Linked DNA regions of Homo sapiens: region 1 is linked to region 2. A link is an interaction called in ENCODE POLR2A ChIA-PET data of the cell type or tissue named here. Cell type or tissue: PC-9. All regions are shown on one strand. Links, peaks and the distances in the headings refer to the core of each region. The heading gives the core; the rest is flanking DNA.

The links. ChIA-PET counts read pairs that join two places held together with the same protein. Peaks named below come from ENCODE experiments on the same cell type or tissue, not always from the same donor. Only the 100,000 strongest peaks of a DNase experiment are listed, where the experiment ranks them.
Region 1: POLR2A ChIA-PET joins it to region 2 with 6 read pairs; 1 of 35 experiments calls an interaction of 5 or more read pairs at or near these places.

The regions. Positions count from the first base shown.
Region 1 is chrX:132,366,517-132,370,921 of GRCh38, forward strand. It overlaps MBNL3 (muscleblind like splicing regulator 3), which reads right to left. Exons shown (of 9, transcript NM_001386889.1): 9 at 2,804-4,405. The region is part of intron 2 of RAP2C-AS1 (RAP2C antisense RNA 1); the gene reads left to right. Among named protein-coding and RNA genes, the nearest start is that of MBNL3, 120 kb to the right of the region's middle. In PC-9, for the core only: no CTCF peak of the experiment used is centred there; a DNase peak (open chromatin) is centred at 1,625; H3K27ac peaks cover 848 bases.
Region 2 is chrX:131,563,893-131,568,297 of GRCh38, forward strand. No RefSeq gene overlaps it. Among named protein-coding and RNA genes, the nearest start is that of OR13H1, 22 kb to the left of the region's middle. In PC-9, for the core only: no CTCF peak of the experiment used is centred there; DNase peaks (open chromatin) are centred at 1,139 and 2,179; H3K27ac peaks cover 1,830 bases.

The sequences.
Region 1 (4,405 bases), core at 73-4,072, 800 kb after region 2:
GTCTCGATCTCCTGACCTCGTGATCCGCCTGCCTTGGCCTCCCAAAGTGCTGGGACCACAGGCATGAGCCACTGCGCCCGGCCTTCTCCCCCAAGTTTTTATTGCATTTGTACTGTATGGCTACTGTTCCAAGTATCATAAAGGATACTAAAATCAAAGAGACATGGTTCTTGCTCTTGAGAAGCCAGATTTAATGAAGGAGGCACAGAGACAACGTTAGAAGCGCTATAGAGGATGTGGGAATTGAGCTTTGAGATCACCTGGTAAGCACTAAAAAAATATTAGCTGCATCTCAGTGTAGCAGGTGAGGCCAGAGAAGACCTCAAGGGAGTGCTAGTTGATACATACATATGTACTAGTCCATCCTCATGCTGCTAATAAAGACATACCTGAGACAGGGTAATTTATAAAAGAAAGAGGTTTAAAGGACTCACAGTTCCCCATGGCTGGGGAGGTCTCACAATCATGACAGATGGTGGAGAAGGAGCAAAGTACATCTTACATGGCAGCAAGCAAGAGACATGTGCAGGGGAAGTGCTCTTTATAAAACCATCAGATCGCGTGAGATTTATTCACTGTCACAAGAACAGCACAGGAAAAACCCACCCCCAGTGATTCAATTACTTCCCACTGGGTCCCTCCCAGGACATGTGGGGATTATGGGAGCTACAATTCAAGATGAGATTTGGATAGGGACGCAGCCAAACCATGTCAACATAGGATGGGTTTGCAGAGAAGAGGAAGAAGAAGAAGAAAAGATGTTCCAAGTTGAGACGAAAAGGCAGACATGGGAACCTATGGTGTGTATCTGGGAAACAGAGAGTGGTGTAAGGCAGATACAAGTTAAAAATAAGAAGCTTAATTTTCCCTGTTGAACATAAGGGAAGAGTCTTCTTTCTACACTACCCCCTTCCGTTTTCTTTTAAAATTTCTTTCTCTGTCCTTTGCAAGTCTTTTTTATGCAAATATTTTTAATAGCTAAATAAGTAAGCCTTTCTTCCAGTCTTACAACTCCTAGGAGCTATCTTTTTGAAATGCAAACATCAAGGGAGGTAGCAACCCTGTCCCCTAGTTCCCATAGGAGGGTAAGAGCCTAACTTTCATGGGCCTTGCTCCAGTTTGCAAAACTACCTCCTGCTTAAAATAGATGAGAAAATTTGTTTCTTCTTCAGATAAAGCCAACACAAGTGACTTCTCCAATTATCACCATAAAGTTAGGACAAAATTTTGTGTGACAAAAGGTGCTCTCAAATCCTCTTGCTCAAGGACTAGTCATTACTTATATTGGGAACATACATGTAATGGGTTGTATCTGCTTGGCTATATTAGGGGGTGAGATTCCTTTCTGTCTTTGCATTCTCTTAGCAAGTTACCTGTGATGTACATCACATTCTGGTTTAATGTTTGTTCAATAATAAGAGTGTTTTCTTTCTTTACTATCTTTCTGGAGAAGATTTCTGGATTGGGAGAAGATCTCTTGTTTTATTACATTTCCCCAACAGTGCTTTAACTTGCCTGGAATGTACAGTGATGAAGTTTTTCCTTGATTAAACTTTAGTCAGATTCCTCTGAGTCCTCTTCCCAACTTGGCCTCAATGTTTACACTTCCATGTTTGTCTTTGCATTGCTCAATTTTAGCAAGAATCTTGCCAAGTTGGTTTAGCCAGAAGCCCACCCTTGATATCTGATCAGGTTTCTCATCCTCTACCAACTCCCAGTTGATGTCTTTTCACCCTGACCTGTCTTCAGCAAGAATCCTGTTAGGTCAGGTTAGCCAGAATCCACCCCCCACCCCACCCTGCCCCTTATCTCTGATGTTTCCTCTTAGTAATCTTCCATCCACTGTCCCCTACCCTGCTCCTTGGCTATAAATTCCCAGTTTTCCTTGTTGTATTTAGAATTGAACCCTGTTCAATACTGAAATCTCTTTTCCCATATGGCAATAGTCCTGAATAAAATCTGTTTTTACTGTTTGAACCACTGTTCACCTTTGGCTTGCTTTTATAACACATTACAGAAGGCAGAGGGGAAAGGTGAAGGGCACGCCCAAGGGCAGAGCACGAAAGAGTGCTATGTCAGAGTGTAGACTATTCCATAGATATTGAGGAGCTGTAAAGATTTTAATCAGGAATCGAAATAATCCACCATCTGACTTTAGGAAAATGACTCTGGCAGTAATGTGGAGGATGGAGCAGAAAGGAGAAGGGTCAAATGGCGCAGCACTGAATACATTCATAATCATAATTTTCCAATTATTTTTTAGTCTGTTATTACTAAAAAAGTTATTCTTGGACTGACTTTTCCCTAAGCCACCCTAACAATATCTAGAGCTGTATTTTTTTCCCCCATAGGAACATTTCTCCAGAATGTGGAGAGTAGAGGACAACATGTTGGGATGCCTGACACTCCTTGGATATTGTTCCTGAGTGGTTTGGGTGTTCCTCTGGATCCAGAATTTCATCCCAATGACACTGAGATTCCAGGCTTCTTTAGTATTTCTGATGGTGTCCATCAGAAGAAAGGAGTTGCTTATTAGAGTGTTCTCTACCGCTGGCTTGTAGTTCAGTTTATGGTAAACACTTGCTTATCACTGAGGTTTTGTATATGAATTGTGAAAATGGGGTGTGATTGTTAGAACAAATACCGCTTGACTTTCATTGGCAGCCCTTTCTGTGAGCCCCAAATTATGACCACTGTTTGCAGGGATTCTTATGGGTGCAAGTTTTCCTAGTATAACTACCCGTAAGTGGATTTAACTTGGGACTTTTTTCATAGAAATTGAGAAGGACTGAAACACTTTGAATAAACTACACACACATTTATTAAATAGTGAAATGGTTAACAAAGGCACATCAATAACCACTTACTATATATACAGAAATATATATAATTAACATGGATCCAATTATCTCATAACTGCCATTTTTTCCAACAAAGAGTCATTCAATTCTTCATGTCATGAAGGTTAAAGGCAAAGTCTTAGTCCCCATCTTATGCTTTCCCACCCTCTTCTTGAAAACTACATTGAACCTCTATGGGTTAATCATCGTCTTCTGTAGCCATAAGGTCTCTGCAAGCATGCTGACTGCAGGCTCCTCAGATTCTTTCTCCATTCCCTCAAGTCCAGTTTTTAATGAACAGGCTGTTTGCTTTAGCAGGTGCTGTTGCTGGTATTCATCCAGTTACACTATGATTTTTTAAAAATAAATCTTTCCTTGTACTTGTACATGCCTGCATTGCATTGCATCACTTATGAAGAGATAGCTCCCTCTCTCATCAGGAAAACTGGATTTGTGTGTCTATGTCTGTTGCACTTTGCACCGGATGCCCTGCCTGCCTTTTCACTGTGTTCTTTCCATGCACAACAGAAAAATGCTGGGCTGCACTGGCCAGAACTGCCATTGTATACTAATTTCTGCATCCACTTTAGAATGCTGTGCTTTTGCTTTGGACATGTTTGTACAAATGGGAATCAGATAGTCTGTCCCTCTCACAAAGCTATTTCCTGGTGGCTGCCCTTTGTATCCAAAATCCTCTGTTTGGAGCTCTTGGCTTTTATTCCCCAGACACCCACTGTCCTCCTGCCTAAGGGAGTAGTGTAAGTCAGGCACTGAACAGAAAAGCTGGGAAGGTTTAGTTAAATGCGCATTTCTAGTACAGGAAAGAGCCAAGTAGAAAATCAGAGAATGTGTGTCCATCTGTTAAAGTTTAACAAATATAGGCTTTAAATTACTCCAGAATTATAATCATACCTCAGGCCTGTCATTGTATCATGCCCTCTACAGATGATGACCATGGGAATGGATTCTGGTCAGTGGAATTTTAGGATGTTCACTATCTATTCAGTATTTTAGGTTCATTATCATATCAGAACTTTCCAGATAATAACAAAATTACGAGAGTGTTCATTTTTTGGCCTTCCTGATGTGGTGAATGACTGCATTGCTTATAGGAATTCCATCTCTGCACCTAAACACTGAGATTCAATGCCTAGAAGTTTGCTTAAGTAAAACATATTTCCCTTATCTATGCATGTAGGTGTCTGATATTTGCCCATTGGAAAGTCATGCCTTTTTAAATGTGAACACTTCCAGGACAGGCAGTATACTAAATACGGCCATTCTTGAACACCATAGGGTAATTTGTCTCTTAGATCTCAACTATGAGCAGTTCTCCATAGTCTGAGAAGCCCAACAGGAAAGCACTTAAGGGGAAAAGTCCAGATCTATCAGAGGAAACAGGCCTGATAAGTTGCTATCATGAGGATTTTCCAGGGCCAGAGGCCACCATGAGGGATGAGAAAAGGATGCTGTGAAAAGAATTTGAAAAGTACCCAAGACAAACTTGGTTTACATCTGGTTTTGCCTGTGGGTCAACTTTCTTCCAGCCAATAGAAACTCCAAGT
Region 2 (4,405 bases), core at 136-4,135:
GATATTGACTTGTAAAAATAACAAGGTAGAAATACTAAACAACATTTTATAAGATAATTAAAGTGTTTTCTCTATTTCCAACAGGCATGTAAAATCTTTCCACTGAGAAAAAAAATGTTAAACTTTTATAGTACCACCATTTAAGTAGTACACAGGGCAGCCTTGAAGGAGAGTTTTAAAATAAAATAATAATTAGTACATTGTAATCCTGAGCAGTTTGATTTTATTTTACTAAATTGGAAATATTCTATTATAATATAATAATAATATGCTGAGATTCCCTTTTTTAGGTGAAAAAGAGCAAAGTTGCAAAATCGACAATTCTTATCTCAATGTTTTTGGTGTAAAATGTGTCATAACCCACACTTTGAAGTGATGGAGGTGAGTAGAGAGAAAAAAATTACTTAACTACTACATAAGTGTCTGCATAGAAGGTCCTCTGCTAAAGCAAGGAGGCCTTCAAGACTGTGAACCTACTGAGAACTAGAACTGATAGACATTATGGAAAATGCAATTACATGTCTTGATCAGTAGATAGGGCTATATTTTCTCTATGAGTGTGCACTATTCCTTCCAACTTCCAAAGGTGATCTAAAGGTGTTGACCTTACAAACACAGCAAATTTAACTCAGGAGGAATGTCTTTTAAAAAGCAAATATATACAGTATTTTTAAATTATAATGTTAATTATTTAAAAGTAGATAAAACGGTAGAGAATAAATTTAAAAATCACCTATAATTCCAACACTCAATGAGGCTTGCATCAGTTTGGGGTTCAGATATGCATGTATTTAAGTCTGCTATGCACAATTATTTCAGATTCAGCTCATCACTTTCCATATTTACACCTCAGTTTTCTCATCTATAAAATGGGGATTATAAGAGTGCCTACCTCACAAAAGTGGTTTTGAAAATTAAATGTGATAATACAAGTCACATTTCTATCACAATGTCTAGCATATGGTGGACATTGAATATGTATCAACCAAAAAAATACCTGTCAATTTGCCCTTTAAAATCCACACCCATTGTATGAGTGGTCATTTGCCTATGTCTATACCAATAATGACTGTATCATTTAAAAATATTCCATGACAATATGACAGACTGAAAATTTGTGTTTATTATCTTATTATCTTTGAGGTTGGGTCAAAATGTCAGTGAGTCAGCCCAACTCTGGAAAAAAGAAAATACTAAACTCAGTAACGTATGACTAATAAAAGCTTCCAAACTTGTTTCAATCTAATTGACTCCACCATTGCTTCTGGATACATCCTGGCAGGTACACCCAAAGTTGGATCTATTCTATTTCACTCTGGTAAGCACTCCTGGAATTAATACTTTATCCATCAACAACAGAAGCTGACTGAAGACTATTGTAAGTGCAAACAAAAATGAGAAAAGCATGGGAACCCCAATAAAGAACTCTTTGGAAAAGAAATCTATGGTGCTATACAAATTTTGTCGTAACATTATCAATTTAATCCTGAAAAAATTCTCATGTAAGTTTAATTTCTGATGTTTTCTAATCCTTCTCATCTAACCTAACGCAACCCTGAAACTAGAAGGAAGGTACTATTAACTAACAAGAAGACACAGTGAGCAGATGAAGTCAAACACTAGAGGATGGAAACAAATATGATTTCTCAGATGTAAGGGGGAAAAAGGGAGGAAAACTGCAAGCCTAATACTTATTAGAGTTTGATCATTTTCATTAGGAACTAAGAGGAGGTAGAGAGGAACAAGAAATGAGATGTGCCTTGTGCTGACAGAGAGAAATTTATCGGGGAGAGGCAGGGACCTTTTTAGCTGTGAGAGAAAATTAGACAGGTAAACTAATTTCTTTCCTTTTGATTACCTCAAGGAGAAGTTAGACAAGACTCTCTCTAGAGAAATGTGTTACATCTGGAAGTGGAGAACAAGCTACAGGAAGCTTTCTAACATGAAGTCAAGACTCTGGATGAGTAGAAAATGTAAGAAATTATAAGAACAACTGTTCAGTTATAGTTGAATGTGTTAGGTGCCTTTATATTAAAAGTTTGCTGTGAAATTTGCCTTCTCCAAATCTTCCTTGTATTACAAAATAAACAAGTCTGAGTCATAATAAATAAGCAATACTTTAGAACTACCCTAAGCCTTGGGAAATTTGTTTAAATTTCTTATCTCTGCCAAACAGCAGTTATGACTCGTAGCTGATAATGGACAACTCTGCGTCTCTGCACACCATCTCCTCATAAGGTGTGCCAAAATCACAAAACAACATCTTAGAAGGTTGAACTGACCCCTTAAAAAATCAACATCGCTGAGAAAAGAGCTTCGTGCTGTGTACTGGCAGCAGCAGAGCAAACAAAATGCACTTGAGCACCATAACCACAACTTTTCCAGGAAGTATTTCACAGAAATAAATTTTAAAATTTGAAAAAAATTAAGAAGAAATCATTGAACTTTTAGTGAATTTGTCAACAATGTCAGTACTAAGTAGTAAGAAAATAAAATTAATTACCTACAGAATGGTCCTTTGGTTTTAACAAGTCATGAAAGCAGAACTAGTCAATCTACCATTTTCATCACGTAGAAAGGAGTACATAGAAAAGTGCTCATTTGTTCCTGCAATTTTTTGTTGTCGTTGGCTCAATTAAAATAATCATCAAATAAAGTTTTTCACTAATGCATTTGAGTCATGGCCCTGTATGCCCATATCTGCTTGTCCACATATATACATGGACATATACACACAAGCTTTATTGTCAGAAAGACCTGAACTTGGGCAATATATTTTAACCCCTCTGAAACCCTCATTATCAGCTATGTAGTATAGAATATAATAACCTCTACTTCATAGTGCTGCTTATGAGCATAAGATAAACAGTGTAAAACACTTAGTACAGTACTTGGCAAATAGTAAGCACCTTAAAATACTTTATTACTTTTACTATTCCCATTTTTATTATTTTTAATTGACATAATAATTGTATATATTTATGGGATACAGTGAGTATGTGATAATCAAATAAGGTTAATTTACATATTCATCACTTCAAACATTTATCATTTCTTTGTGTTGGAAACATTCAAAATCTGTTCTTCTAGCTATTTGAAAATATACAATAAATATTGTTGATTTCAGTCCCTCTTTAGTGCTACAGAACACTAGAACTTATTCCTCTTATCTAGCTGTACCTTTGTACCTGTTGACCAAACTTTGGCTATCCTCTCTTCCTCAAACCTTTCCCCATCTCTAGTAACCACAATTCTAGTGTCTACTCGTATGAGATCAACTTTTTTGCATCCACATGTGAGTGAGGACATGTGGTATTTATTCTTCCGTGCCTGGCTTTTTCCATTTTGCATAATGACCTCTAAACTCATCCATGTTGTTGTGAATTACAGAATTTTGTTCTTTTTATGGCTAAATAGTATTCCATTGTGTATCTATGACACATTTTATTTATCTATTCATATTTTGATGGCCACTTAGGTTGATTCCATACTTTGGCTGTTATGAATATTGCTTCAAGAAAACATGGGAGTGTGGATATCTTTATGAGGTGGTGATTTCATTCTCTTCGGGTATATACCCAGAAGTGAGATTGCTGGCTCATACAGTAATTCCATTTCTAGTTTTGTAAGGAATCTTTATACTGTTTTCCATAATGGCTGTTCTTATCATCATCATTAGTATTATATAACTCTAGTACCAGAGATGCCCTTATATTGAAAGGCTTAATTTATTCTATGTGTAGCAAGGTTATCACACTTTTCTTGACTAAAGCTCATACAGGGAATTATAGAGAGCATATACAGGCATGTGTGTGTGTCAGGATGTAAGTGTTGAAGGATGTTTCACACTTTGCCTCTTTTTGCACCTTACTTCACTTATTCAACCAATATTTATTGAATATATTCTATGTGTTAGGTGATTTGCTAGCACTGGGGATCTACAGGAAAAAAAGACAAATTTCTTGCTATTTGTTAGTAGGGACTAAATGTTTTAAAATACAGACATTAAGCAGGCTATCACATTTATAAGCAAAACAATTTGAGAGCATAAGAAGTACTCTGAAGGAAACAAACAGAAAGCTGGAGCAAAGAGCAATGAGTGAGACTTCCTTATGATAGAATTTTCAGGTAAGAGCTCTCAAAAGAAATTATATTTAAACTGAGACTGAAGGATTCACATTAAATGCTTAGTACAAATATTGAAGAGTGAGGAGATGAGTATACTAGAATGAAGGGGGAAAAAAATGTAAAGGCCTGAAAGAAAGGAAGAACTGAGCATGTTTAAGGAACAGGAAGAAGACAAATAAGTGTAAGTTATGTGAGCAAGGGGGTGGGTAGGTGGTATGTCATCCATTCCTTCATTCATCCATTCAACAAAAATAACAACTAAACACAAACACACAAA